2 separate regions of the Homo sapiens genome follow, and region 1 is linked to region 2. Evidence: chromatin contacts called from ENCODE Hi-C or POLR2A ChIA-PET data. All regions are on one chromosome and are shown on one strand. Each heading gives the region's core, a stretch centred on a gene start or an enhancer-like site at or near the end of the contact. The rest is flanking DNA. Distances are from core to core; before and after follow the strand shown. Region 1 overlaps LOC101926974 (a long non-coding RNA gene). Region 2 overlaps PRKCE (protein kinase C epsilon).

Region 1 (5,033 bases), core at 1,160-3,659, 88 kb before region 2:
CTACTAAAAATACAAAAAAAAATTAGCCGGGCGTGGTGGCGGGCACCTCTAGTCCCAGCTACTCGGGAGGCTGAGGCAGGAGAATGGCGTGAACCCGGGAGGCAGAGCTTGCAGTGAGCCGAGATCGCGCCACTGTACTCCAGCCTGGGCGACAGAGCGAGACTGTCTCAAAAAAAAAAAAAAAAAAAAAAGAAAAAGAAATAAGGAAAGGAGAGGAAACCCTCCTTGCAGAAGACAGTGAGTTCAGACAACTCTTTCAAGGAGTTTTGAAATACAGTGGAGCAGAAGAATGAGGCTCTACAGGGTTGTGAGGTGATGGAAAAGTTTTGGGGTTAGGGATTGGGGAATGGAAGACCATGTGTCATGGATCACCCAGCCAGCATCTGGCGGGGAACAGCCGTGGGGTCAGAGACCTCATAGCTGCAACCTTGCCAGCCTAGGGTTGCCCATAACTACTCCGTGTCATTTTGGCTGTGGCCAGCGCTGGCTGTCATGTCTCCAAACCTGATGGCCCCCTAGGTGGGAATCTCCCAGGATGTGGGTGCAGCAGCCACCCAGACTTCCCAGTAGGAGGAAGCCTTTCTGACCTGCTGTGTCATGGACTGTGTGGCCAGTCCATGATGATCTCTTTCTTTAAAGCAAGTGACCCACTTCTAAAATAATTCCAAGAAAGACAACCACTTTTGTTGGTAACACTGAGCATCTGTGCTGACGGTTGCGTAGCCATGTCTGTATTGGTCATCTGCCTTCCTCTGCAGGAGAACTTCACATTCTTCTAAGCTCCTTCACAGACGGATCTCATTTGGATCTCCAAGCCCCCATGGGGTAGAAGGGGTAAACATTATTTCCGTCATTTTATAGTTGGAGACCAGAAAGTTTAGAGACTTGACCAGGGTCACACAGGAAGCTGGTATTAGGGTCCAGGTATCCTGATCCAAGACCAGTGATCTGGATTTTTTCGGGTTGCCTGGGTAGCCAGCCTGCTCTCAGCCCTGTGGAGTATCAGAAATGTTTTGTCTACAGTGGGGTTCAGGGCAGGGTCTGAGCCTCATGAGCCCACATATGTTCCACACGTGGTGGTATGGCAGGTGTCTTTAAAGGTCAGGTCCAGACAGCACCATCAGGAAGCTCTGACCCAGGCCGAAGACCCCCCCCCTTAGGCGTGAGGGGGCCTGAGAGAACCATCAGATTAACACTCCATTCCACATGCAGGGCCTTCGAGCCTGAGAGCAGGTGGACACCCAATTTAATGTCTTGGATCCCAGCACAGTTGCCACGTCTTTTCACAGATTCTCCTTACTGGTTTACTCTGGATTTCTCAAAGTCTTGACAATAATGGCAATGAGACCTCGGCCATGTGTCAGTTCCTTGGGCCGTGTCACTCTCAGGCCTCGACTCTCACCTTAGAGAGGTTTTCTTTCTCACAGGGGCCCAGCCCCCTCAACACTCTACCCTGGATAAAGTCTGGCTTCTAGCATTACCCCCAAGTCCCTCTCCTTTCTAGGCCTTTCCACCTTGCTTCCCAGGCCTCTGGAAACACAAGACCTGCCTTCTGCCCTGAGGCTCCTTACAGGGCAAACAGCAGCTGCTTTTCCTCCTGGGGGAAATCAGTACTTCAGAGGGAGTGGCTCAGAAGGGCATAATTGCTGATGAGGACATTTTGGGTAGCTCCCAGAGCTCTGTGGGGACAGACGGCCTTCACAGTAAGCTTCAAATACTCTCTCTACACCTATGCCATGATACTGTGCTTTCCCTTCCAGCTACTCAGTCAGCTTTATTGGCTTTCTCTGCCCCTGTCTCTGTCCTCCCTCTCTCTTCTCCAGGCATAGCACCCATCACACTGACTGAGTCATCCGGAAAATGTGAGAAATCACTTAATAAAGAGCTGCCCTGGGGAAATGGACAGGTAAATGGCTTTAAATAAAAGATTTTGTCTTACGCTTAATTTAATAAGAACTATGCCCCAGTACCTTCACTAGTAAGAAAGATAGACAGCAGATAAGTGGAAGAGATGAACAAGCTGTCAGCACCAGAGCATGTAATCTCTGTGAGCTGAAGTTTCCCTCTCCGGATACAAATGGGGCCATGCCAGGGAAAGCAGCTCTCTGCTTTGCCCTGTAGAGAGGAGCAGGGACTGGGAACCAGGCCAGCCTGATGTCGATTCCAGATCCAGCACTTACTAGCTGTGTGACTTTGGGGAAACTACTGAGTTTCTCTGAGTTACATCCAGGAAACAGGGGTGACAAGGCCTATTTAACATGTCCATTCTACAAATATATGGGAGGTGCCAGACACCATGTTAAATGCTGGGGACACACAAGAAGGACCAGCTGTCAGAAACGCCACAGGCAGAGGTGAAATGGCAAGAAGACTGGAGCAATAGGGACTGAGCCAGTTCACAGAGGGGCTGGACAAGCTACACCATCACAGGGGAAGAGGTGCAGCTGGCATTTGATGGCACGTGGTCAGGAATCCTGGAAAATCAGATTCCTGTCCTGCAGATTATTTCTTCTCCCTTCCTCTCAGCCCCACAAAGTTCCCATTGGAAGGAACAGGAGCCAAATAGGAATCGAAATTGCACTCAATTGCTGCACAAGTGCAGGTCTTCGGTTGGGTTGAAGCTTGAGGCTTAGACGCTAAGCTGAATAAGATATCCTGCTTCCCCCCAGGCCCAAATCCAGTTTGTGAGCTCACCAGCTTCTGGCTGGGATTGCATAGCAGAAATCAGAGGTAGAGGGGAATTAATACAGCCAGGTTTGTACAGTAAAATATGGACTCATTTACTAAGTCAACTTGCTCCTCAGCTGGATGCAGAAAGACACATGGACGCACATGATTCATTAACGCACGGCATGCCTGCCTACTTCTCTATGGCACCAAATCGGCAGTTCTCAATGCTGAGCTTCCCAGTTAATACTTCTTGAAAGAGAGTTGGGAAGAAGCAGCAGAGAGGACCTTAGTAGGAGTGGAGGTTATAATAAATTCTCCTTTCTCCTAAATGAATCAGATTAAGACTCTGAAAGCCTAGTGGGAAACACCAAAGGCTATTCAGCCAGGTAAGTGGCAAGATAAGATTTGCATCTTTAAGGAGTACATCTGCCGGTTTTCTTCCCTCACGATCAACCAGGAAGAAATGTGAGATAGAAAACTGTGAGGACACCCTAGCATGACAGAAACTGTTTTGATTTGTGGTGTGGGAAGTGACTGGCCTGGGGCTAGACGTGTTCTGGCTTCTAGCACTTCCTAGGAGGCTAAACTGAGCAGTGAACTGCTGGAGTTCTGCTCCTGCTTTTCTACCACCATTTCTCTGGTCAGACAGGTGCTGTCCTCATACCTCTGGTGCCTCAGAACTAAAATCAGACAGAGCAGGAGCCCTGCGCTCAAAAGGAAGTGACAAAAATATGTAGGGACCAACTGGCCTCCTTTCCTACTCCATCTCCTTCCAGTCCTAAGGGCTTGGAAATTACACCCTAGGGAGTGTCTCCTCCTAATGCACTTCTCAGTCTGGGGCATGGGAGGAGGAGGAGAAAAGACCAGAAGTGGCCTGGCAGTTCTTTTGTAGATTGAGCAGTGATTGACTGTGTTTTATGGGAGTGAGGACAGACCTGTGTTATGACTTTAGTGAGTTCTGTGTACCCTTCCCTCATAAAATATATTAAAAATCATATTTTATAGCTGCATTGATATAAAGATGAAAATAATCCAGGCTGGGCCGGGCGCGGTGGCTCACGCCTGTAATCCCAGCACTTTGGGAGGCCAAGGCGGGTGGATCACCTGAGATCGGGGGTTCAAGACCAGCCTGGCCAATATGGTGAAACCCATCTCTACTAAAAACACAAAAAATTAGCTGGGTGTGGTGGTGGGCACCTGTAATCCCAGCTACTTGGGATAATGAAATGGGAGAATTGCTTGAACCCAGGAGGCGGAGGTTGCAGCGAGCCGAGATTGTGCTACTGCACCGCAGCCTGGGCACAACAGAGCAAGACTCCATCTCAAAAAAAAAAAAAAGAAAAAATCCAGGCTGAATTCGTTCATTGTTCTATATTCATTACTATTATACTTATTTCTTTCTTCAGCTAGTGAAATAAACTAGAAATAAAACACTTCTGTGGGTGCTTAAAAATGTTGTGGACCCTAGGCACCGTGTGTGCTGCAGCTGGTAGATAAGCTGGGCCTGGGTGCGGACTGTGGTTTTCAGGTGCTGGAAGCTCTCTCCACCCTCAGGTTTATTCATTGCCATCTCTTGAGTCTTCTGAAATCTTCACAGACTAGAATCTGGCCCTCCCCACACAGTTATTGCCTGACACATTAGCCAGTACCCTTAGGAGAAAATGAGCCCCCAGCCCAAATAGGCCGGCAATTTGAAAAGCTTGTAATATAAGAACCAAGTAGAAGTATTAGTTAGGAGCTTGTACTCTGATTAAAGAACACAATAGATGGATAAATAGCAGGATGATTACAACCTAGAAATGAATTCCTAAGCCCAAAATTGAAATGGAAAAAAGCTCTCAAAGAGAAAAAGGAAAGAATTAGAACACATGCAAGGGAAGTTAGGGGATATGAATTTGAGAGGTGGAAATGCTAATGTCTGTTTAATAGGAATTATGAGAAAGAGAAAAAGGGATAAAATACCTTATGAAATAATAGATATGTATTTCCTGAAATTAAAAAAGAAAAACCGAGCAACCTCAGATTGAAAGGACCTATAAGAGCACCAAAGAGGAGAAAAAAGGGAAGACTCATACCTATCTATAATGCAGTGAAATTTAAGACAATCAAGGACAAATATTCTAAAAGCCTAGAGAATTCATCAGGGTGCCTGGATATAAAATTAATATTCAAAAGTTGGTCGGGTGCGGTGGCTCACGCCTGTAATCCCAGCACTCTGGGAGGCCGAGGCAGTCGGATCACAAGCTCAGGAGATTGAGACCATCCTGGCTAACACAGTGAAACCCTGTCTCTATTAAAAAAATACAAAAAATTAGCCAGGCGTCGTGGTGGGTGCCTGTAGTCCATTAAAGAATATAAAATAT
Region 2 (5,187 bases), core at 2,239-4,738:
GGGCTTCAGGGCTTCACAGAGGGCTCAAAGGACATGTTCAACAAACACTTGTTGAATATAACTGACCTGAATCTTGCCTTTCCCTTTCTCCTTTTATGCCTTTCGCAGATAGTTCTTTCTTCCTGATCCCTCCCAGCTTTCTGTCAAGTTCCAGCTCCTCTAGGAAACATTCCCTGATTCCTCCTGCTGTCCTCTGGTTTGATCAGGCGTGGCCTAGGAAGTCCTCCCATGCTCCCAGGTGAGTTGTATGTGTGTTACTTCAAGTGCAGGTGGGTCTGGGAGGAGATTAAGTTCAAGAAACACTAGTCTGATGAACCCAGGAAGGCATATACCAAAGTAACAGCCATTAAGACACAAAGAAAAGCTTAGGAGCTTATGAAAGTGCCCAGCAAAGCCCAGGCCAGCCCAGGCCTCACACTCTTCCCTGGAGTGGGGGTAGGGGATGAAAATGATGGCCCTCCCAATCCCAGGCCACAGGAACGTTCCTGCCATCAGAATTCTCTAATGGTGAAATCATTGTTCCTGCCATCAGAATTCTCAAATGGCAAAATTCCTGCAATCAGAATTCTAAAATGGCGAAATCACTTGTCCAGAGTCAAAGATGCTCCACTGAGGCTGTTTCGCTTAGAAATATTTGGGAGCCTGCTGTGCTGGAACAGGGTCTCACTGGTGACTGCTACCACTTCAGGGCTGGGGTGCTGAGGGCCGCACAGCTGTACCCAGCAAAAACACTACTGAGAATGAAGGCAGGGAACGTCAACGAACGTCAACGTGGTAAGCATGGTCACAGAGTAAAAGCAGGGGACCGGGGGGCGGGGTGGGGGGTGCTGAGAAAATGTGGCAGAACTTGGGGTGCCATCCTAAGAGGCAAAAAGGGCTGGGAATGCTGGCACCTGGGGTGAGTCACCCTCGCAGTACCTCCCTCCCCTTGGCACTCCCCAGCTCATACCAGTGGCTGTGCTGGAATGACGCCCCTGCAGGCGCCTCAGCATTCTGAACTGTGCTCCTTCCCTGCCTTCAGATGCTTTCTGCCCTGTAATGGCTGGTGCCTTGCTAGATGGTGCCATCCCCTCATCTGAACTCCTGGCCCGTCAGCCCCTTTGGGACAGGAGTGTTGTCCAGTCCAGCCTCCCTTGGCCTCAGGCTCCTGTTGTCCTCCTCACCAACAGCATCAACACCATCAACACCATCCAAGTGTTCACCTGTATCAGGCACTGTGCTACTCATTTCAGGCAATTAGGTTTGTTGATGCTTCACAGCAACCCCAGGTGGTAGATATTTATAACCCCCATGCTATGATCAGCAGACCGAGGCTCAGAGAGAAGTGGTGACTTTCCCAATATCCCACAGCCCAAATTAGAACCTGGTTGCATCTGATTCCAAAGCCCAGCCTCCAAACATCACACCAACCTCCTGCAATTCTTAACTCTTGATTCTTGGAGTTTGGGGATGAGAAGAAGTTCAAAGGCCAGGGTAGGGGTGGTGAATGGAGAGAGAGGAATTAAAATTCATTGAGAATCTACAGTGCACAAAGTAGCTTAGACTTATTCTATTCCTGTTTATAATTCTTTTTGAGACAGGATCTCCCTTTGTCTCCCAGGCTGGAGTGCAGTGGCATGAACATGGCTCACTACAGCCTCAACCTCCTGAGCTCAAGCGATCCTCCCACCCCAGCCTCCCAAGTAGCTGGGACTACAAGTGCATGCCACCACGCCTGGCTACTTTTTGCATTTTTTGTAGAGACAGGGTTTTACCGTGTTGCCCAGGCTTGTCTCGAACTCCTGAGTGCAAGTGATCTGCCTGCCTTGGCCTCCCAAAGTGCTGGAATTATAGGTATGAACCACAGTACCCAGCTATTCCTGTTAATAATTCCATGAGTGAAGAATTATCATAGTATCCCAATTTTACAGATAAGGAGGCTCAAGGAAGCCAGAGGTCCAGGGGTGAGGTGAATTCTGAGTGTCACATGGCTTTCCTGTGAGAGCAATTTTCTTCCAACCCAAGTCTCTCAGAAGTCAAAGCCAGTATCCTGTCCACTGTACCATGCCACCCGCTGGGTCAACCACCAAAAACAGGTTTCTGGACTTTTCCCATGCCCTCCAGCCCTGGATCAGAGTCCTGGCTCTTGGAGGGCTCTTGTAGCCTCTTGGATGGTAAGCCGCTTGGATGTGGTGGACACAGTCCAGGGGGATGTCCTCGTGAGGGGCTGCAGAACTCAGCCTTGCTCCTGCCCCAGCTCTGCCAGAACAGAGGATGAGGATGGTGTCATGACTGGCCTCCATCATCACAACCCATGTTATCAGGTGGTCCCTAGGCAGGTGGGCTGGCTTCAGGGGAAGGGGCTGCCTGTTCAACAGGGCTCCTCCTCAGGTCGCTAAGTTGGTGAAGTGTGCGGGTCTCGAGCCCACTTCCCAGGTTTTCTCTCAGCACAGCCCAGTCATGCAGGAGCATGCAGGAGAGGCCTCCCTCGGGGGTCCCGCCATGCAGCGCGGATGGCTGGATGGAAACGGATCATGAGGTTGAGAGGGGCCTCTATGTCACCGGGCCTGAGGGCTCACCTACCTGGAGAGACTCCCCACTCTGGAGGCCTTACCTTAAAGAGGGACATTCACACTGAAGCAAACTTGAAAAAAGAGAACATGTACACAAAGAGAAGTTTACTTGGCCAGCATTTCCCTCATTGCCTCTGGCTTTCACTGAGGACAACTAGGTTTCTGGGGAGGCAAATCTCTCCCTCCTACGCTGGCTTCCCCCCATTCCAGTGCTGAAGCCCTGGGAGCCAGAGTCTCAGAGCTGAACGCTTTTGAGGGGAAGGAATGGGTACACAGCGGAGAAGCCAGGAGTGAGCAGAACATCCCCAAGATCTGCAAGGTCAGATGATGCCCTTCAACCACACCAAACACATCGCTCTGCCCCTCCAGTCCCCAGAGAAGGCAAGCCCATCAGTAACACAAAAGCGAAATGTGCTACTGTTATTGGCAATTAGACAAGGCCATCATCTTGGGATGAAATCCCCAATGGGATAGACCAGTGAATTCTAGGGTTGGAGATTTTCTCCAGCATCGAAGGCTTTGGCTCCAGCCTTGCTGGCTTTCCTGTCTCCCCAACCCCTCAGTGCTGGAGTATTTGCCACCAAACAGCCCCCCACTGTGTGTCCTTGCTCTGAAGCAAGCCACCCCCGGAAAATTGACTTGAGTACATGATGGTGCAAAGTCTTTGGTTTGGTGTTGATGGCACATCACTTGCACAAACTCAGTTCATTATGTGGGTGGACAGAGGGTGAACAAGAGGAATACAAAAGGGAAAGTGGAGGAGGGAGAGTACGTAAGAGAGCTGAGAGAACGAAAGACAGGAAAGTCTCCACGCTGAAGCAGAGGCCACTGAAAACTGCACTGGGTGGGGGTTAGTACAAAGGGATGTTGGCCTGTAGTCAGGAAACCCAGTTGGACTAGTGACAGCTGGTGAGTCAGGGCAGGGGTTAGACAAGGGAGGCTTAGGAGCCGGGGGAGCAGAAATCTCAGCTTAGCAGACATCTCAAGAAGGCAAAAGCCTGGGGGGAATAGAAGCCAACTGAGGTATGTGATGGAACCTGACCAGAGGCCAAATTCCAGCTATGAATCTGGACAATCTCCTTGGTGATAGCTTCAGAGGGGCGAGGCTTCCTGTGCAGGAATGGAAGTCAGGCCTGAAAGCTGTTGTGCTGTTGCATCCTCGGCCTCTGTGGTGGTGACCCAGGGGTCCCCAGCCTCTAGCGAGCCAGCCTGGGCAGAGTACAGCCTTGTTGTGCCTGGCAGGTTCTTCCACGAAGGGGCTCTGTCCTTGTAGTGAGAGTGGAGAGGGTCAGGAGCTCTGCAAAAATATGCCACTGCATCCTGGCTCTTGTAAGTGACATGACCTCTCCCAGCCTCACCTCCAGCACCAACCACCTGACAAAACCAGGTCCTCCTTGTATCAGACAGGCAGGGCACCCCCCGCCCCGGGTCACCCAGATTCAGTATGGCCAGCTGAGGAGTGGGGTAATTCAGGTTTCTGGAGACTGGTGTCATTCTAGTATGATGCCAAAAGGGCATGGCTTGGAAGCAAGTGGAGGTAACACACGACAGAGGAAACCTGGAGCTCCCTCAGGGGCTTCAGGCACTTGACTGAGTCACCTTGGAGGTATTCAGTTTTACCAGATTAGGGCACTTGTACAGCTGCCTTCCTTGCTTGTTTAAACACACGCCCAATGTCTCCTTGAGGCCACCATCAAATTGCAAGGCTGATGGTGTTTGCTCACAGACTTGATCCTTTCCCTTCTCACGGTGTCTTGCCTTTGACCTGGAGTCTGTCAAAGACCCAGGACCAACAACTGCACATTGTCCCTGGCTGCTTGTGATCCAGTAACTTGGAGGTTTTTTCCCAATGTCGGGATCTAAACCAGTTTTCCCTCTTCCCTCTGTCAAAGCCCTTTCTTTCCCAGCTCTGCTAGGAAGGCATCTCACATGTCCTCAAGTTATTTGATACCTTAAGCCCAAGGAAATCCTGTCTTGTGATGGCAATCTGCCCCCTGAATAGAAGCCACCTCACCACAACCTCTGTGGGGTGCACCTCAGCTTCCCCGTGTCTCTCAGTGGCCTCTGTGGGGTGCGCCTCAGCTTCCCTGTGTCTCTCAGTGGCCTCTGTGGGGTGCACCTCACCTTTCCCGTGGCCTCTGTGGGGTGCACCTCAGCTTCCCTGTGTCTCTCAGTGGCCTCCGTGGGGTGTGCCTCAGCTTCCCCATGTCTCTCAGTGGCCTCTGTGGTGTGCACCTCACCTTTCCCGTGGCCTCTGTGGGGTACGCCTCAGCTTCCCCATGTCTCTCAGTGGCCTCTTTGGGGTGTGCCTCAGCTTCCCCGTGTCTCTCAGTGGCCTCTGTGGGGTGTGCCTCAGCTTCCCTGTGTCTCTCAGTGGCCTCTGTGGGGATGAAGCTCAGCTTCCCCGTGTCTCTCAGTGGCCTCTGTGGGGTGTGCCTCAGCTTCCCTGTGTCTCTTAGTGGCCTCTGTGGGGAGTGCCTCAGCTTCCCCGTGTCTCTCAGTGGCCTCTGTGGGGATGAAGCTCAGCTTCCCCGTGTCTCTCAGTGGCCTCTGTGGGGTGTGCCTCAGCTTCCCTGTGTCTCTTAGTGGCCTCTGTGGGGAGTGCCTCAGCTTCCCCGTGTCTCTCAGTGGCCTC

Evidence for each region. A loop is a pair of places that touch in the nucleus more often than their neighbours do. ChIA-PET counts read pairs that join two places held with the same protein, here RNA polymerase II (POLR2A).
Region 1: a map of endometrial microvascular endothelial cells shows a loop between it and region 2 (4-fold over the local background). The contact joins two enhancer-like sites. A Hi-C loop is called at or near these places in 1 of 168 maps with a recorded cell type or tissue (endometrial microvascular endothelial cells). POLR2A ChIA-PET finds 5 or more read pairs at or near these places in 4 of 52 experiments (AG04450, GM12878, OCI-LY7 and 1 more).

The regions. Positions count from the first base shown.
Region 1 is chr2:46,250,052-46,255,084 of GRCh38, reverse strand. All of the region lies in intron 1 of LOC101926974 (a long non-coding RNA gene), which reads right to left. LOC105374581 (a long non-coding RNA gene) reads left to right here. Exons shown (of 3, transcript XR_940052.3): 3 at 1,824-2,675. Among named protein-coding and RNA genes, the nearest start is that of EPAS1, 45 kb to the left of the region's middle. Within about 2 kb of position 2,409, at least 6 of the 41 ENCODE cell types and tissues checked have a DNase peak (open chromatin) inside an H3K27ac peak, as active enhancers do.
Region 2 is chr2:46,163,377-46,168,563 of GRCh38, reverse strand. The region is part of intron 14 of PRKCE (protein kinase C epsilon); the gene reads right to left. Among named protein-coding and RNA genes, the nearest start is that of EPAS1, 130 kb to the left of the region's middle. RefSeq lists a silencer at 360-547. Within about 2 kb of position 3,488, at least 17 of the 41 ENCODE cell types and tissues checked have a DNase peak (open chromatin) inside an H3K27ac peak, as active enhancers do.